2 separate regions of the Homo sapiens genome follow, and region 1 is linked to region 2. Evidence: read pairs that join two places in POLR2A ChIA-PET (ENCODE). Cell type or tissue: OCI-LY7. All regions are shown on one strand. Links, peaks and the distances in the headings refer to the core of each region. The heading gives the core; the rest is flanking DNA. Region 1 overlaps SORL1 (sortilin related receptor 1). Region 2 has its middle 47 kb from the start of SC5D.

Evidence for each region. ChIA-PET counts read pairs that join two places held together with the same protein. Peaks named below come from ENCODE experiments on the same cell type or tissue, not always from the same donor. Only the 100,000 strongest peaks of a DNase experiment are listed, where the experiment ranks them.
Region 1: POLR2A ChIA-PET joins it to region 2 with 7 read pairs; 2 of 35 experiments call an interaction of 5 or more read pairs at or near these places.

Annotation. Positions count from the first base shown.
Region 1 is chr11:121,552,766-121,557,162 of GRCh38, reverse strand. SORL1 (sortilin related receptor 1) reads right to left here. Exons shown (of 48, transcript NM_003105.6): 17 at 3,054-3,226; 18 at 1,845-1,976. Among named protein-coding and RNA genes, the nearest start is that of SORL1-AS1, 100 kb to the right of the region's middle. RefSeq lists an enhancer at 2,798-3,395. In OCI-LY7, for the core only: no CTCF peak of the experiment used is centred there; no DNase peak of the experiment used is centred there.
Region 2 is chr11:121,338,057-121,342,453 of GRCh38, reverse strand. No RefSeq gene overlaps it. Among named protein-coding and RNA genes, the nearest start is that of SC5D, 47 kb to the right of the region's middle. RefSeq lists an enhancer at 3,996-4,145. In OCI-LY7, for the core only: no CTCF peak of the experiment used is centred there; DNase peaks (open chromatin) are centred at 643 and 2,173; H3K4me3 peaks cover 1,262 bases; H3K27ac peaks cover 1,661 bases.

The sequences.
Region 1 (4,397 bases), core at 251-4,250, 210 kb before region 2:
ACTTCTAGTCACAATGCGCTGTTCCTTCCTCTGACTCATGGGACAATTTTCAAGTGGTCTGAAAGAGGAGCTAGAACCATGTAAGCCCCAGTTTCCAGGGCATGATGATCTGGACAAAGCAGTATCAATAAGTAAATTACTCAAATAAGTAAATAAGCAAATGAGCATTTACTTATTTCACCATCCCGTGTCACTCCACGTTCCAAGGCAATCGATGACTCCACACTCCCATAAAACAAATTCTCAATGTCACAGCCTTGCAATGAAGAGTCCACAGGTGGGACTCATATTCTTGCTCCTTCCCGTCAGCCAGGCTGGTCATCTCTTGCTTCTCCAAGCCTGATGCGGACTCACTGCTGTCTGCTCTTGCCACATCCCATCCTGGGCCTACCTGCCCCACTGCTTAATCTAATCAAGGCATAACTCTCCTTCAAACCTCACTGCCAGGCCTGCCTACTTTCCTAACTCTTCTGACCCACCTGGACCAATAAGCATCAGTAGCTCTGCACCTTGGCTCATCTGACACCATTTTGCACCAACAGTATTTGAGTTGTGCAGTGGTCGCCCCACAGCCTGTGAAAAGGTGGGTGCTTGTGCATCACCTGCATTCTTTTAGCCCCTAGCCAAGTGCTGACCACACGCAATTAAAGAAAGGAGAGAAAGAGCAATAACATAACCACCGAGGCAGCATTCAGTAGATGCCAGTTCACTTCTATCAGCATCCCCAGGAGGTGGACAAAAGATCATCCTCTTCTCAGCCAGGGCTCAGCTAAGACATCAACCTCAAGTTGCCTGCTCTGTCTGCCTATTCTAATGTTGCCCCACTCTCCAAAAGCGCAATCACACTGCACTGCTTCAGAGTCTTTGCAGCATGTACCACCAACAGAACTGATTTATTATTTTGCTTCCTCCACTAAAATCTAAGCTCTACTGGAACAAGAACGTGTGTGTCCTGCCCACTGCTTTATCATCAGAACCTAAACCACATGTATCATGCAGAGAACCCCTGTCAAATGGTTGTGCGAATATATGAATCTCCATCTAACGCATGAAGCAACTGAAGTTTAGAAAGCATAAGCACCTTGCCCCATGTCGCTGAGCTAGTGGAGTCAAGCCTACATCTGGGTCTATCTCTCGAGTCTGTGTCTTTCGTCTTGCAACTCCTCTTAGCCCTCTGCATCTCCCTGCTTCTACTGCACTTCCCACTTCACCCACATGCCGTCTCTCCATGCAGAGTCAGTATAAAGAGGTGCTGAGGCAGTGAGCTGAGCACACTACATTCCCCCAGACAAAGATTTGGCAGTTTAGAGGTCACTCATCATCCTTGCCTTGGGTATATAAGGTGGGACAGGTTACTAGGTAGCTAAGTTGCAGAGAAATGGGGATTAATAACAGTGGCAATGATGATGATGATGATGATATTGTTGCTATCACTCTAATCGAATAAAATAATACTAGACGATTATTGTTATAGCATTATAATAATACCATGATATTAGGCTGATGCAAAAGTGATTGTAGTTTTTGCCATCATGTTTAATAAAAGTAGTAAAATAAAACAAAAATAATATATAAATAAAATAAGTAAGTACATATATAAATAAAATAAAAATATTACCATTTATTGTTATTAGCTAAGCTTCTGCTAGCCAAAAGATCAACTCACAGGTACTTACCCCCTTTTCTCTCCTCTCCAGAGGCTCAGCTGGTCCATTCTCTGGAAACTCGCAGTAAATTTCCTGAGTAATCTGACACACTGGCCCTTGCCTCTGTGTCAAATGTGGCTCAAAGCCCAGGTGCCCCGCCTGCTCCCTTAATTAAGAACAGCACGAAAATACACATACCTCAATCTTTTTGAAGCCTGCATCTACCCAGTAAAGCAGCTGGCTGAGGGGTTCAAAAGCCAAAGCTTCTACTGTCTCCAGGCCAGAATTGATGATCACCTCTTGCCCTGTGCTTCCATTCAAACAGAGGCGCTTAAGAGAGAAAAGTAATAATAAATGCTAGGAACTGTTCAAACGACCCCCTGCCAAGTCAGTCCCATGAAGGGTAACCCTTTATTCAACTGGCAGGACTGGCAAGGGATGAGATGTTTTACGTTAGTAAACTTTCCAGACACATGAAGCCAGGTTTTCATGAAAGCATTTCTAAAATATACTACATTTTTGTTTTTTAAAGCAGAATAAAGAGAATTTAATCATATATATTACTCTGCATTATCATTATGAACACTGGTTACTAAATTATGCTGTATGGCAATAATAAAGTCAGAGATTACTGAGATTGTATGAGTCTGTTTGCTTTTAAAATAAGTGAAACCAGACTGCTGTTACATTTCAGTTCTTGTGTCTGCTTTTATACTCTTTCTTCCCTGTGAGGCTCTTAGCCATCAAGTGCTATTGTTGGACAGCTCCATTCAGCATCACCGCCATCCCCCACCCCAAGCCCCTCAAATACCCAGGCACTGTGAAATTTCTGTTGGGTTGGAATCTAGATAAAAATTTGTTGGAATTGCTTTTCTAAAAGGATTAAGTAGACAATGAATAAAGATCAAAGAGCTCTCCTTTAAATGCATGGGTGTGAGCGTATGGCTATCCACCTGGCCTGTCCAGGGCTCTTTAATGCTTACTTCCTGGTTCTTACCTGTGTTCAGAACAGCTGAAGTGGATAATTATGTGAGCTATGGGTAAGTCAAGTGTTACTGTATCATGGCTTGGGAAGAAAGATGCTCAAGAGGCAGTTGGCACAATAGGGGGGCAACTAATCATCCTACATTACTAGTCCCAACACCTTCCCAGCAGGAAAAGCAAGACCTCACTTTCAAGCAGGTCTGTGGATTTAGGGCTTTCTTTATCCTTCCTATATGAACAGATGAAGACAGAGAAAGAAAAATACTAACACAGAAGACTGGAAACTTTCACCTGTCAGCCCTGAGATGAGTAACACTTACAAACTTCTAACTGCCCATTTCCATAGGCCATTCTGCATGCAGCTTATCAGGACAGGGCAGTCACGATGCACAGCTCCCACAGTCAGACCAAGCGCTGACTCACCTGGATGACGTCCAAGGCCAGGTCGGACCAATACAAACAGTTGTGCTCATAGTCAAAGTCCAGGGCCACTGCTGCCCGTAGCCCGGTGAGAGGCAACTGCTCGGTGGCTCCCGAGGCCAGGTCATAGCGGTAGATGGATTTCCTCACAGCATACAGAATGAACTCGTTCTCTTCTGCCAGACACACAAGACACGTGGGAGGTTGGACCCAGGGGATGCTGAAGAGGTCCTAGCACATCTGACCTATTTGTTTCTCATACACAAACCTCAAATTCATTGGCATGTGGTGTGGACCAAGTGAAGAGCACAGAAATCAAGACTCAGGAGGTGTGTAATGGAATCACATTTCTGCCTCAGGCAAGTTACTTAAACTCCAGTGAATCTGTTTCTTCATCTGCAAGTGTTTTACTTGTTATGTTTTTCTTTATTCTAAATCTCCCAATATGCATGCTTCAACAACCATACTTCTGGGCTAAGCCTGCCAGTCTTCAAGTCACACTTGCCAACCTAATTACACCAATCGCCCTGTTCTCCCTCCTCACGTGACTGTATCACCACAGCATCATCATCTTGTTGACGAGAGACCATTAGTCACTGAAGCTTTGTAACTAAGCTCTCTAATCAATTTGCTCACTTATTCATATTGTTCACAACACCATATGGCAATTCTATGAACCTCTTAGATCTCCAAAATAATACTAATAATGCATTTGTTCTTGGCTATTTACAAAATGTTCCACAACATAATCACCACAAAAATTCTGTTTCTACTCAACAAATATAAATTGTGTACATATTGTGTATAATGTGCTTACTACGTATCGGGTATTGTTTAAGACCCACAACAACTGCCTGATGGTAGAACTCTTGTTAACCAAATTTTACAAATGAGAAAACTGAGACCAGAGAGGTTAAGTAACTCACCCAAGGTCACACAACTAGCAAGTGGCAGAACCAAGATTGGAACCCAGGCACTCTGGATCCAGAGTCTATGCTTTAACCACTACACTGTGCTGCCTGTTATGATACAGACGCTACCGTGGATGATTTTTAAGATGTAGAAATGAAGGTCCTGAGTGCTGAAGATACTTACCTAATGTCAGACAACTGGAAATAGGAAGACCCAGTACACTGTCTTGTCCACTTAGGGAACGGCTTGGGAAACATCCAGATTCTTCCCCAGGAGTGGACACAAGCAGCACACCAGCATCTGTGTCTAAAGTGTGCATCTTGACAGTGTGTTGCATATGGGACCAAGATGCAAATCGGAATTCTTTTGCTGCATGCCTGGGTTAGCCATTCCTGCCCACTTCCTGATTCCATACACTCAGTGACTTAACATGTA
Region 2 (4,397 bases), core at 264-4,263:
GAACCCAGGAGGCGGAGCTTGCAGTGAGCCAAGATCACGCCACTGCACTCCAGCCTGGTGACAGAGCAAGACTCCGTCTCACAAAAAAATAGAAAGAAAAAAGAAAAAGAACAAAGAAATATACTGGAAGCCACACATGTAATTTTATTTTTTGAATGGTCACATTACAAAAAGTGAGGAAACAAATAAAATTAATTTTAATAATAGATTACATTTAACTGAATATATGCAAAATATTTATTAATGAGGCATTTTGCATTTAACCTGTTATTCGAAAACCAGTGCGTATTTCATCTGCAGCACATCTCAATTAGGACTAGCCACAGTTTAAGTGTTCAATAGCCACATGTAGCTAGTGGCTGCCAAATTGGACAGGACAGTTCTAGGAAGTGCTAAACAAGCAAATAAGATTATTTTGTATAGGAATATGATCTATGAAGAAAATAAAATAATATTGTGGAATCAAGAGTGAATGGGAGTTATTTTAATAAAGCCTTTTATTTTATTGTAACACAAGATTTACCCTCAACAAATTTTTAAGCATATAATACATTCTTGTTGATCATAGGTACAATGTTCTGCTGCAGGTTCCTGGAACTTATTCATCTGACATAATTGAAACTTTGCACCTGTCGATGAGTAACCCTTCATTTCCTCCTCCTCCCAGCCCCTGGCAACCGCCGTTCCATTCTTTGATTCTAGAGAATTTGACTATTTCGGATACCTTGTATAAGTGGAATTATGCAGTATTTGTCCTTTTGTGGTTGGCTTATTTCACTTAGCATAATGTCCTCAAAGTTCATCCATATTGTCACATATTGCAGAAATTCCTTCTTCTTCTTTTTTTTTTTTTTTTTTTTGAGACAGAGTCTTGCTCTGTCACCCAGGCTGGAGTGCAGTGGCGTGGTCTCAGCTCACTGCAACCTCCACCTCCCAGGCTCAAGTGATTCTCCTGCCTCGGCCTCCTGAGTAGATGGGATTACAGGCACGTGTCACATGCCTGGCTTATTTTTGTATTTTCGGTAGAGACCAGACCAGGTTTCACCATGTTGGCCAGGCTGGTCTTGAACTCCTGACCTCAAGTGATCTGCCCACCTCGGCCTCCCAAAGTGCTGGGACTGCAGGCGTGGGCCACCCCAGTGGCCTAAATTTCCTTCTTTTTAATGGCTGAATAGTAATGGTCTTTTTTTGAGAAGGTAGTATTGAGATGATCTAATAGGTGAGAAGTAGCTTGCTATGCTGAAATGGGATGTAATGAGGGCTCCAGGCCTCAGGAATCATCATAGCAAAGTCCCTTGGAAAGAATGAATTTGGTGCATTATAGAAATGGAATGAAGGTGGCTTTAGCAGAGGGAGAGCTTGTATGTGTGTGCAGTGGGTGGGGATAGGGGTGAGGGGTGGACTAGGTGGGTAGAGTGATAGGGGACCAAGAAGGAGAAGTAAACAGGCACCAAATTATGAAGGGTTTTTCGGGCATTGTAAAGACTAGGGTCGGCTGGGCCCCGTGGCTCACGCCTGTAATCCCAGCACTTTGGGAGGCCGAGGCGGATGGATCTTGAGGTCAGGAGTTGGAGACCAGCCTGGCCAATATAGTGAAACCCTGTCTCTATTAAAAATACAAAAAAAAATTAGCCGGGCATGGTGACAGGCACCTGTAATCCCAGCTACTTGGGTGGCTGAGGCAGGAGAATTGCTTGAACGTGGGAAGCGGAGGTTGCAGTGAACCAAGATTGCGCCATTGCACTCCAGCCTGGGTGAGAGTGTGAGGTTCCGTCTCAAAAAAAAAAAAAAAAAGACTAGGGCAATGATGTTGGTTTATACATATAATCACACTAGTTTCTGGTGACCACTGCATTCATTTTTAAAGTATTCACATCCGCTTGTTTAATAATCAACTCTGGAATTTTGCTGCAGATTGATGTCTAGATTTTCAGTGTGAGGTTTTCAGAAGCTACCTCCCTTTCCCTTGTTCAAAGTTGGGGCATTGTCTTTTGGCATCTCTCTCTCTCCTCTTTTCTGTCATTTTCAATGACAGAAAACTGGAGTGATGCTGAGTTCACACCTTCAAGTTCCTCCAGTGCTCAAGGACGTTGTCCAAACGGGCCTGGGAACGTGAACACATTTTCAGTGAGTAAATTCTCTTTTACTAGATTGTCACATATCTTCACCTTCATTTCTCTTTTTATGGCATTTGTACTATTCTTTTCAGTTTGAAGATATCACTTCCTAAAGAAAGCAGAAGTACAATAGCATCTGAATTAATTTCACTTTCCACTGGTTGTTAAAAATATATCATTTTCCCTCCCTTCTCTTTTTTGCTCTGAACATACCAATCTTGGTTGAAATTTTTATATGAGTTTCAGCTCATGTAGTATATTGCTTTCTAAATATTGGTATTTATACTATCCCTTTGTCTTTTGTACTTTGGACAATTGATGGTGGTAATCACCTTCCTCCCAGATCCCCCAATATCAGGGCGTTTTTGACTCTTCAGTTCCCATATGTCCAAAATCTGGCAGTTCTTAGGTTAGCCATGACTCTCAATTGCGTGTTACAGAAATCCAGTCCAACTGATTTGAGCCAAAAGAAAATAGGCTGGCTCACATGATTGGAAAGGCTGTCTTTGTCTTTTTTTTTTCTTTTTTTTTTCATTCTTGAAAGGTTCTCTAGCTTGGCTACACTAGCCTAAAAAGGAAAAAACAAACAAACAAAAAAAACAAAAAAAGTCCCAGATAAAACTTTTATTTGCCCAGACTTAGGTTACATGCCTACTCCAAACCTGTCCTCATGGGGATATGGTGATCTCATTGGCCAGTGGTGATCACATTCACCACTCAAGCCACATGGCCTGTGAATGGTAAAGGTGGTCCCTCAAAGGAAGAGCAATCAGAATTCTGTATGAGAAGAGGTGTGGGGGGATGGATAATAGGTAAGTAGGAAATAGCAAAGGACCCTTAGAGTCTCATGTCTTATTGCTTCTTCCTTTACGGTGTCACTTGTACTTGTTCTCTTCTTCCCATTTCCCGGGGTTACATTTGATTTTTGCCTCGGTTGTTGAAAAAGCCCCTTCACTCATCTTTCAGCTTCTTCTCTGTTTTGCACAGCCGTGTTGCATGATTCATGGGGCACCATTTATATGAACATCTCTCTGAATGCACAGTGCAACACTGTGGACCAATTTTCTCCCCAACACCGTTCCTTCCCAGGCGATGCCCTCAGACTAAGCTTCCAAAGTGTAGTTCTAAACATACCAGAATCTGCAGAGGCTACCAGGCCAGAAAAAAGTCAGATCATTGTTCAGAGCAGGATCGAGAAACACCATATTTAAAGGGTGGGAGCTGGAATGAGATAGAACAATGAAAAGGGAATAGCGACATTGTATTGGATTAGCTGATGAAGGGAACAGGAGACAGACAGTATAAGAGACAGTTTCCTAAACACATGGAGCTTTTAATATGGTAAAGGGAGAGAACCGCACAAATATCCACTGTGTATACTAGTATGTGGGAGGAGCCACAGGAGGGGTGCTGCCCAAATTTCATAGACAACCTGTGGCTGGAACAATGAGGGACAGCATCGTCAGAGAGGTGGCATTCGAGCGGGTCTTTGGAGGACTGGTAGGGTTGTATTAGCTAAAAGGAGGTGAGGAGGTGGGCAAGCGTGGCACGGAGAATGGTTCGAACAAAGACATGGCAAGTTTGGTGGGAGGTCTGAGAGCGGTGAACAGTTCAGATCGGCTATTTCACAGGGCGGACTGTAAGACTAATTTTCGGCTAGATTGTGGAGGGTGTTGAATAGCATTGGAGTTTGAAGATGACGAAGATGGTTCAGGTTGCTAAAAAAGAAATACACCCCAAGGACAAACAGACATTTATCTGGTGGCTGGGAGGGCCATTTGCCCTTTATATGCTTTCAAGAGAGGGAGGAGCTGAGTGGCCTGCATTCCTGGGATCTGGCACTGGCAAGCCCCTTTTCCAACTGAGGCACAGCGGGCATCGTCCTGTCCTTAGCATGAGGTGTTGGGCCTGTCACCTTAGCAACCAGGATTCATGCCCCAGAACACATTTTAGCCACGGCCCCAGAGCCGTCCTGATACTGAATCTTGATTCTTGGCCCCATCTTGGCTCCCCAGCCAGGCTGTGCTCATTTGGGATTTTCTACTGTAACTGAGGCGTCCCCAGGGTCTCTCTGGGGTCTTGGAGCAGGCAGGGCGCAGAGTGTCAGGGAAATACAGTGGGTCCTATTTGCATGCTCCGTGTGCGGTATCATTTCCCAGCTGATCTGAAAGGTCAGTCAGCAGATCTTGTTTGTGAAAATAGAAAGGAACATAAGTTGCTGACTATTTCTTTCTTAATTCTTTCTCTTTCCCTTCTACCCTGGGACTGGGAGTTGGGTTA